3 separate regions of the Mus musculus genome follow, and regions 1 and 2 are each linked to region 3. Evidence: chromatin contacts called from ENCODE Hi-C data. All regions are on one chromosome and are shown on one strand. The core of a region is the stretch at or near the end of the contact, and the rest is flanking DNA. Distances in the headings are between cores, read along the strand shown. Region 1 holds the start of Oat (ornithine aminotransferase). Region 2 holds the start of Nkx1-2 (NK1 homeobox 2). Region 3 holds the start of Hmx2 (H6 homeobox 2).

Evidence for each region. Hi-C counts contacts between places; a loop is a spot of excess contacts on that map.
Region 1: a loop to region 3 is called in a map of T-helper 17 cell, with 2.5 times the contacts of the local background. The contact joins the promoter of Oat here to the promoter of Hmx2 in region 3. A Hi-C loop is called at or near these places in 2 of 37 maps with a recorded cell type or tissue (T-helper 17 cell and T-helper 2 cell).
Region 2: a loop to region 3 is called in a map of ES-E14, with 5 times the contacts of the local background. The contact joins the promoter of Nkx1-2 here to the promoter of Hmx2 in region 3. A Hi-C loop is called at or near these places in 3 of 37 maps with a recorded cell type or tissue (ES-E14 and mouse embryonic stem cell).

The regions. Positions count from the first base shown.
Region 1 is chr7:132,574,762-132,577,868 of GRCm38, forward strand. It overlaps Oat (ornithine aminotransferase), which reads right to left and starts at 1,637. Exons shown (of 10, transcript NM_016978.2): 1 at 1,534-1,637.
Region 2 is chr7:132,597,777-132,601,221 of GRCm38, forward strand. Nkx1-2 (NK1 homeobox 2) reads right to left here and starts at 1,861. Exons shown (of 2, transcript NM_009123.2): 1 at 1,537-1,861; 2 at 1-40. The coding sequence starts at 1,750.
Region 3 is chr7:131,552,591-131,555,990 of GRCm38, forward strand. Hmx2 (H6 homeobox 2) reads left to right here and starts at 1,703. Exons shown (of 2, transcript NM_145998.4): 1 at 1,703-1,984; 2 at 2,837-3,400. The coding sequence starts at 1,717. The coding sequence ends at 3,390.

The sequences.
Region 1 (3,107 bases), core at 387-2,886, 1.0 Mb after region 3:
TTTTTTTTCTTTTTTTTGGAAGGTCTGTCAACATAAGCTTTGTTTTATGTAACCAATATTCTGGCTAAAATTCACCTCAAGTGCGTCACTGGCAAACAACTAAAGTAACACTACTGGGAAAGGATTGAACCAACTACACCGCACCCTCCACACACCTCCACATCACTACCCATTCATTACTATTTTTAAAAGTATACAGTTTGGGGGCTGGGGAGAAGGCTCGGTGGTTAAGAGCACCGACTGCTCTTCTGAAGGTCCTGAGTTCAAATCCCAGCAACCACATGGGGGCTCACAACCATCCATAATGAAATCTGATGCCCTCTTCTGGAGTGTCTGAAGACAGCTACAGTGTACTTACGTATAATAAATAAATAAATCTAAAAAAAAAAAAAAGTATACAGGTATACAGTTTGGCTCATCCTCAAGAACTCTGCAAAGAGCATAAAATACATATCCATATAACCATAGTAAAAGTAGACCGGAAGGTAAATAGATGAGACAGGAAAAAATACCTTTTAAAATATGTACTAATTAAAGTTTTAGGGGCTGGAAAGATGGCTCAGCAGTTAAGATCACCTACTATGCTTGCAGAAGACCAGAGTTTGGTTCCTAACACCCACATTACATGGCACAACTATCAAGAACTGCTCCAGGGGTATCGAATCCCTCTGGCCTCGGATGGCGCATTCATTCCTGATCACACACATACAATTTAAAGTACAGTTACAAGTTACATAAAATTAATTTACCTACAGACACTAACAAGTTTGATCAAGAAAATTTAGGGTGGAGAAATCAGAGGTTATTCAAGTAGCAAAGCCACTTCATTCCAAAACCACTCCTCCCTTAATATATCTTGACACATCTACAAGGTAAATGTACTCCCGGGCATTGCTGTAGGCCTGAGGCAAGATTTGCTGGCAGCAAGAGCTCCCCACAATTAGACTGGAATTTACTGAGGTTCAACATAGCTTGTCAAAGGCCTAAGGAGGGGGCTCTTCGTGCAGAGAGCCCTGTGGGCCAATCCTTAGCCACCATCTCATCACAGAGTGCACGTCACTTCCTCAATCCTCTTATTTGGTTTAGGACTGAAGAGAAGTGGGGATTGGGGAGGGATGGGTATGATCTGCCACGAGACGTAAAAGCTGCCCAAGGAGCTCGGACTTGGTCCGCATCAGCGCCCCCTCCCGGTGACGCGACCACAAGTTCGCAGTTCTGTCCCCAGGGATCGGGTCCTTCCCTCCTCTTCCCACCCCCACCCCCCACCCACCCCCCGCCAAGCTGCTCGTGGTGCCCCGCGCCCTCAACGCCGCCTTTTCAAAGTCGAGACCTCCAAGGCCCCAGTCCCCTTAGCCGAGTCCCCCGGGGACAGTGAGCCCAAGCCGTGCCCCGCCCGTCCTCACGCCGAGCCCGCCCCACCCCGGGCCTGCGTGGCGCCCTAGACCCGGAGATTCCAGTGTTGCCCCGGCGGAGACTCCAGAACACCGAGTGGGCCCTAGTCGCTCTGGCCCAGCCCCGGCGCGTACGTCGTACCTGACAGCGTCCGCTAAGCGACACTGACTGTACTTCAGCCACGAAGCGCGATGTGGCTGCCCGGCGCGTCAGGTCGTTTAAGACGACGTGTCTGTCCCGCCCCCGCCCGTTCTCTCAGTTCATTGGTTAAGGCGGAGGGCCGCACACCAATCACAAGAGGCTCACTCTCGCCCCACCCACCCGGCCTTGAGCCTCCGGGCGCCAAGTTCTGCTGCCTTCCCCAAGTGCGCAGTCTGCTTTTGTGCCTGTGGCGCTTGAGCTCTGCACTGAACTTGGAGCAGTTCGCTTTCTTTTACCCGAAGGGGAACGGAGGCCCGAAGGAATGGTGGCCTCTCACTGCGTTTCTCTAGCCCAGGGACCTTCCAAAACCTTTCCTGAAAGAGCCTGTTGGGAGCAACATCATATCTTAAATGCTGAAACCACATGACCTTGAACCCTCACGTACCAAAATGACAAAACAGATTACTGATGCTTCTAGTATCATCTCTGCAGCTGTAAAACGCCGCCCGGATGTTATTAACTGTTGTTATAAGTGGTTGGAAATGACAGCTACGCAGTATAGACTTGCCTGCACTCCCTCCACTACCATGGTTAAAACTCAAACCGGAAAAGGATATTGCAGGATAAACACAATCAGAAGGTGCTTAGGTATCATTTTTGTCTATAACGCTCGTTATAAATCAGAAAATATGAAGAGAATAGAAGAGTTATCCAATCCTGTACCAAAAGCTGTAGACCACAGAGGGCCAGTGATTCACTACCTTACACTTCAGGGTCAGGCAGAAAGATTTCACACTCCAGTTTGGAAAGAATGTGTGTGAATAAGAAAGCACAAGGATGGAGGGACTGGCACACCAGGGAGAGCCACTGTCAGTCCACGTATCCAGGGCTAGATGTGGGGTTTCTAGAACCCCAAAGAGAGAGGAGTTTGAGGAAAGACTACTTGGAGGGAGCCAGGAGCCTAAGGAGTCTGTTAAGACTGGTGGTAGTAGTGGTGGTGGTGCACACCTTTAATCCCAGGACTCAGGAGGCAGAGGCAGGTGGATCTCTATGAGTTCTAGGCCAGCCTGGTCTACAGAGAGAGTTCCAGGGCAGCCAGAGGTACAGAGAGAAACCCTGACTTGAGAAAACAAGAGAAAAGACAATCCCCACAAACTAGCCTCCCTAGACACAGAGCAAGATCAGAAAGAGGAGGAAAAGAAAGTGGGATGGGAAAGAGCAGAGGAAATGGTTCAGTAGGTAAAGTGATTGTTGGGCAAGCATAAAGAGACCAGAGTTCAGGTCCCCAGAGCCTACATAAACGCTGAGTGGGCATCGAGACCCATCTGAAATCCCAGCGTTCAGGGAGGTAGAGACAGGACAATTCCTAGAGCTCTGGGTTCAAGTGAGAAACCCAGGCTCAATTAAATATATTTAAATACGTAGGAATCAATCATGGAAGACACCAGACCTTGTGTACCCACACTCATGCAAACACTGGTACACAAACACACCAGACACATGTAAAGACAAACAAAAGAAGACCCAGGTAGAGAGACAAATAGAAGACATTCAACAGCCATAGCAGGGAATGT
Region 2 (3,445 bases), core at 611-3,110, 1.0 Mb after region 3:
TCCACCGGAGACCCGGGGTCAATGCCTCGGCCCACCGCATCTAAAAGAGAAGGGGATGGTGACCAGAAGCCCATAACAATTCTACCCAATGGCACTCCCAAACCTTCTTGTCCTCCCAAGAGCACTCAGATTTGCCCTTGATCTAACTCCCAGTTCCTCCCCTCTCCCGACTTTGCCCTCTTGGTTTCTGAATCCACATACCCTAGAGAGCAGATTCGGGAGTACAGTGTCCTTTACAAATCTGCCAGTAAGTAGGCACACAAGAAGTACATGTTGGATGACACCCCGTTTCAAGAAAGTATAGTGACTTTATCAAACCGGGAAGAGCAAAGTCGGCTGTGCATTATGATAGGGAATGTCAAGTGCGTTTACTAGTGCATCTCTCTAGTCCCTAGGAGCCTATGTTGCTGTGCAACTCCTAGCAATTAAAAAAGAAGTTATTAAACCCCCATCCCCCCAAAAAAGAGAAATTCCCCCTTTCCCATCTTCTCTCTCCAGTAGTGTTAATAGAGTTTCAGATTTGTCCGGGGCCTGATCGATAGATGTCATCTATTAAAGGTAAGTTTTAATCGAACAATATTAGGATCAGACAGGGAAAGGGGGTTTGAAGTCAGTACCTGCAAGCTGCGGGCAGGAGATATGCAGGCGCCAGTAATAGAATATCGATCAAGGAGTTAGGGGGAGGGGAGCGCGGCCCCACAGAGAGACCATCCAAACAATTAATCCAGGCCCGCGGCCGGGACCCAAGCCAGGCCACCAGAGGCTTCCGGGGGCCCCAGACAATCACCTCCAAACTTAGGAAGGAGGAGGAGGGGCTGTGCTATATACAGCCCTCCCTGGGACCTGAATCCCTAGACCTTCAGCGTCTCCCCAGATAATCAATCCCATGCTCATGTCCCACTAAGCATGAATCCTGCTATCTTAAGTTCTTCCAGCCACAAACTTTCCGGAACCCTTTCTTTTGTGTCCACCAACTTCAGGGATAAGGGGGAAAGGTCTAGAAGAGAACACCAAAAGCTATTGGGGGTGGGGGCGTCCCCTGTTGAGTCCGGGAAAGAGCATGGGCTCTAAAGATGTTTCCGAGTGGTTGAAAAAAAAGCACCTAATCCGGGGAAGGCCCGAGCCTCGGTTGCCCCATACATAAAATGGGAGTGGTGTTAATGACACTACATAGTTGGAAGGTATTTTCATAACCTTTATCCCAAGCTCCTCGCCCAGGTTCTAGCACGTGGAGAGCACAATACACTTCCATTAGATCAGTGAGCCTGAGCTGTAGTTTATGTGAGCCAGTCAGAGTTGTGGCGCTCATTCACTGAGCAGGTGTTCAGGAAAAAAGCACACACTGGTCCTGGCAATCTCAGCCACGTCCCTACCTCTGTCCTCTTCCAAGTAGGGATGGCTCGCTTCGCACCTGCGCGGGATCACCTTTTCTAGTTCCCAGGCTACCAATAAACCTTGACTACTACACACACACACACACACACACACACACACACACACACACCACTTAGGCTTAAAACCGCCTCACATTCTTACCAGGGGTCTCCTGTGACCCGATTGGATTCCCCGAACAAGCATCTTGCCCTGCTTCCACCTCTTCTAAACTTTTCTTGGCTTCCAGGGCAGCGAGACGCACCGGCGGGAGGGCAGCTCGCGTGAATTTTTGCGGATCCAAGATGTCCAAGACAGAGAAGGAGATCTTGTGGTGAGAGGGGGCCGCCTTGGCCCCGACGTCCTGCCATGCCAACATGCCCGCCTCCCGCGGGCCCGAGGCCAGCCGTACTGGGGTCGGGGCTGGATGCGCTCAGCCGCTGTCTTCTGCAGTGGTTTGGCCACAGCTCTCCAGCCGCGAACTGGAATTTCCCCGCCAAGTGAAGCTGTAGAGGGGGGCAAGGAGGCGGGGCGGGAGGAGAGAAGCGGGGAAGGGGGCGGGGGGGGGGGCTGCTTGAGGATTGGCACTTGAGCTGGCCAGACCCCTTCCACGTGCAGTGAGCGCTTGCAGCCTCCACGAGACTATCCTGGGCAGCCGGAGGGGGGAGGGAGCGCTGACTAGAGGGACCCTCGCGCGCCAATGCGCGCTCCCGGTTCGCCGGGTCACCGTGGCATGCTGTGTGAAAATCTTTCCATGCTGCGGAGACTCGTGAAGGGCGTGAGGGAGGATTCCATCTCCGCTACCTCATCTGCACACACATTCACCTGACTGAAGTTTACTTATTTCTCTTGGGGCACTTGCCATCTTCCTTTGACCTGGCGATGCCACAGAGGCCAGACCTGATTGCTTCGCCATGATGCACGGTGCATCTCAAGCCCCATCCCTGAACCACAGTAAAGGCTTCGGGCACATTTACGTAAAAATTTTAAAGCCTCTGTGCATTTACAGTTTATAAAGCCCTGGGGCTTTCTCACTCTCTTTTGATTTTCTAGGCATTCCCCCCTGTGAGGTGGGTGTGGCCTGGGAACCACAGTCTGTGGTTTCAAACAGAAGGAAAATGAGGTTCAAAGATGAGCGGTGGCGCTACAGATGACAAGAGTCTGGACTGGGCCAAGGTTTTTCAGGTCATCCTGATGGCTTAGGATATGTGTGTGTGTGCGGGGGGGGGGGGGGAACCTTCTTGGAGGGGAGTTTTTTCTTTCCACTCGGAAGACCAGCAGGGCCTGGTCAAAAGGGGTCTATGGAAATACGCCTGCCCAGAGAGCTGAAGGCTTAGGGCTAGGTGGCTTGGCTAAAGGTGAGTATCCCTCCTCGGATACCATTTTCATTGCCTGTCAGGACTTCTCAGTCACAGATTCTATCATTAACATCAGAAATTGACTCTCTGGGTTCCTTTCCCAGCGTGAAGAAGGAAAAGGTTAAAAGATGCCTAGTGGTTTGAATTTAAGACCAGAGATGAGAGCCGATTAAAATGGCCCCATCTGCCCCCCAAGTCTCCAGGGAGGACAGCCGGCATTAGCAGTGAGGGAAAGTCTGCATAGCCACACCCACGGTGATATTCCTTTTTTTTTTTTTAAGGCATTCATTTCAGCGACAAATTCTGAAGCATTAGCCCCTCTGCACAGAACCGCCTTGGAACCCCCCCCCCCCCCCGCCACTTCTTTCTTCTTTGCCCCATGTGGTTCCCAGACAATGTCTTGACAATTAATATTGTCTAAGCAGGTAAGAAGTAGGAAGAGGAGGGGACTCCTCACTAAAGTGCTGGGAGCTGCTCATCCAATCTGTTATTAAAGAGGTGTCCTTGGGGGCTTGCTCCTTGTAGCTTTTCTCATTCAAACCTTTCAGCCCCTCCCAGGGGTGGCCACCATATTCCCTGCCGACTTTAAAGCCTTGCCGAAATTCAAGCCAGCTCCAGACCTAAAGTAAAGACGGAATGAGCTTTTAAAGCTAAGGGAAGGAAGTGCCCAGACCAAGCCCACCAGAACCCCCAACCCCCGACCCCCACCCTTGCCA
Region 3 (3,400 bases), core at 453-2,952:
CTGCGCCACCGACCCCTAATCAATTAGCCCATTAACGAGCCCTTTGAGGAGTTAAGTAGGGAGAGTTCTGCCACGGGCAGGGCCGCAGTCGGTAACTCAGTGAGGCTAATGATATTATAAGCGCTTTACTCAATAACCCGGGAGCGGTGCAGGCGAGGAACTGCACCGTCACGGTGCAGGCTGGACATTTGTGGGGACCGACTCTACAGTCTCTCTTCACTCTTGGATCTTCTGGCATGTGTCTAAGGAAGGGAACAGGGTTTCTGGGACCTTAAGGGTGCAGCCAGGTTTGGCTGGAAGCTTTGGGTCTCGTTCCTTTCCATAAAGCTTGTGTAGATAACTGTCGCCTCAAATCCCTTTGCTTGCTTTGTTGAGATGACTCTAGATCAGGTAACAGGTGCTCTAGGGATTAAACAAGCAAGAGTCAGGGCTTAGGGAGAGGCCACAAGAAGGAAGGAGAGAGTCAGGTTTTATAAAGCTGTACCTTGACCTCTGAAAGGAAAGCAACACTTCAAATAATTTTAGGATGGGGAAAACGAGGCGTGGAAAGTGTACATATCTTGCCCAAAGACACCCTACCTATATTTAACAGGATCCTGTCCAATTCTAAAAAGTCCCCATACCTACCTACTTCGTTTCCTTCCAGAAGCAGCGTAGCCATTTTGAGACCGCCAGTATTTACCAGCAAAATAAAGTAAATGAGTTTAGCTGCAGTGTGGGAAGGCGAGCTGTGTGGTATTCGGTCAAGGATTAGGAAATAACTATTCTGCACTCTGAGAGTTTATAGGTTTCTAGCTGACACATCATCACAACCAGAGAATGGGGGCAGGCGACACTAAGAAGTTTGCCAGGGGGCAGGGATGCTTCTACTGGGACCAGACTTGTTCAAGTTCACACAGTGCAAATGGCGTTTGCTGGAATGTGAGCCGGAACCTCGGGACATTTGGGGGCTACTCTGTTTCCAAAATCCTCTGCCCCCTTTAGTCAGCGGGGTCTTCAGGTCCAGAGCTGTAGAATTTCTTTGCTCCTGTGTCTCCCAGCGGAGAGCCACATACTGTCAATCCCCAACGCAGCGGGAGAAGACTCGTAGAGCGCTGTTAGTTCCCAAGAGGCTAGAAGGGGTTGAGGACTGGGGAGGGTGGCAGCAGCCTATGGTGTGCATCTTGGATGTGAGAGAGCCCCACCAGCTCGACCCCGGGCGCTGTTCTCGTTTCTGGAGAGGCAAGGCAAAGACCAGGAACACAGGCTGCAATCTAAGCTGCCTTCAGCCCCAGATGTTACGGGCTGGACAGAGCTGATGCGAGTGCGCGTCTAGGCTTGCTCCCGGAGCTTCCCGGTGCTGCGTGCTCGGCCCCAGCTTTTTAAAAAATTCCGGGGCCGCTCCGCGGCGCTGCGATTGGCCGCGGCCGGGTAACCTCTATGCAAATGAGGCCGCGCAGCCTCCGCGTCGCTGGAGACCGGTGGAGTTGTCAAACGAGGAAGGGACATTGGCACCGGGGCTGGGCGGGCTCACCCAGAGCCGGGCCGGCAGGGACCCGCGCACAGCGGTCCGGTGCCTGCGCGTCCTGGAGCAGAAGGGACGCCTCGCCAGCCTCGTAGCCCCCTCCCCTTGCTTTCCCTCCCGCCCCTCCCCCCGCCCGCCTGCCCGCACCACCTTCCACCCAGCCCCGCTCTAAAGGGAGTTCTTGGTTTCCTCCGATTTCTTATGAACCCAGGATGGGCAGCAAGGAAGATGTGGGGAAGGGATGTCCGGCGGCCGGTGGCGTCTCCAGCTTCACCATCCAGTCCATCCTGGGCGGGGGCCCCTCCGAGGCACCGCGGGAGCCCGCCGGGTGGCCAGCCAGGAAACGCAGCCTGTCTGTGTCCTCGGAGGAGGAGGAGCCGGAGGAAGGTTGGAAGGCTCCGGCTTGCTTCTGCCCAGATCCGCACGGCCCCAAGGAGCCAAGCCCTAAGCACCATACCCCCATCCCTTTCCCTTGCCTGGGTAAGGATCGCAGGTCGGGAGTCTGGCCCGAGTGAGCGTGAGCCGATGCGGTGTGTGATTGTCGGAGACGCGGAGCAGGGCATCCCCGGGTCACAGCCGGGCCGCTAGTGGTCCAGGCTAAGGGGAGGGGACTACGCACCCATGGTGCATTCTCGAAAAGGCCGGAAGGGCCGGCGCTGGGGAGAAGTAGAGGAATATTGGGGCGGTAAGGGGAAGACTGGGTAAGGGGAAGGAGGGTGAACCAGAGTGGGCCAGGAACTCTGCGGGCGGTACACAATGCTGGCCAAAATGGTTTCGCACGCCGGGTACTTTCTGTCCTGACTTAGTTCTGCAGGTCTGGTTTGGGTGTTCTGTCAGTCCTGCAGGCTCTATGTCTTTTCCCTCCTCTCGGCCTCTTCTCGAAGTGATTAGTACTCTAAAATGATTGACAGTGCTGAGTTTCAGAGAGGTAAAAGCTAACGGAGGACAGCCAAGGAGTTATGAATAAAATTAGCCCGACTCTCAAAGAAAACGGCCTGTAAAATGATGCTACCTTGTAGAGCTCAGTCCTCAAAGGCAAAAATCACCTTTAAAAAATGGTGTTAATGTCCCCATTCCAGACCCGGTACCACGTTTACTTTTATAAGAGTGGAAGGAGACCCTCCAGCTCGGATTATATGGAACCCTCTTCTGCTGCTTTGAAAGGCCGAGGCTCTGGACTTTGGGCGCTAGCAGGACGCAGTAGAAAAGGAAAGGGTTAGCAATAGGGGAATCAAGGATGCAGGCATCAGTCAACCTCCTTGTCCCCGGCAGAGCTGAGAGTCTTTAAGGCTCATCAACTCCATGGTCATTCTGTTTGTGCTCACTCTTCAGGTACCCCCAAGGGCAGCGGAGGCGCAGGGCCTGCGGCCTCGGAGCGCACGCCATTCCTTTCTCCTTCTCACCCGGACTTTAAGGAAGAGAAGGAGAGGCTTTTGCCGGCGGGCTCGCCTTCTCCGGGCCCGGAGCGGCCACGGGACGGCGGTGCGGAGCGCCAAACCGGAGCGGCCAAGAAGAAGACGCGCACCGTCTTCTCCCGCAGCCAAGTGTACCAGCTCGAGTCTACCTTCGACATGAAACGCTACCTGAGCAGCTCGGAGCGCGCTTGCCTCGCCTCCAGCCTGCAGCTCACCGAGACCCAGGTTAAGACTTGGTTCCAGAATCGCCGCAACAAGTGGAAGCGGCAGCTCTCAGCCGAGCTTGAGGCAGCCAACATGGCACACGCGTCGGCGCAGACTCTCGTGGGCATGCCGCTCGTGTTTCGGGACAGTTCGCTGCTGCGAGTGCCGGTGCCGCGCTCTCTGGCCTTCCCGGCTCCGCTTTATTACCCGAGCAGCAATCTCTCGGCCTTACCGCTCTACAACCTGTACAACAAGCTTGACTACTGACATGCTCGCC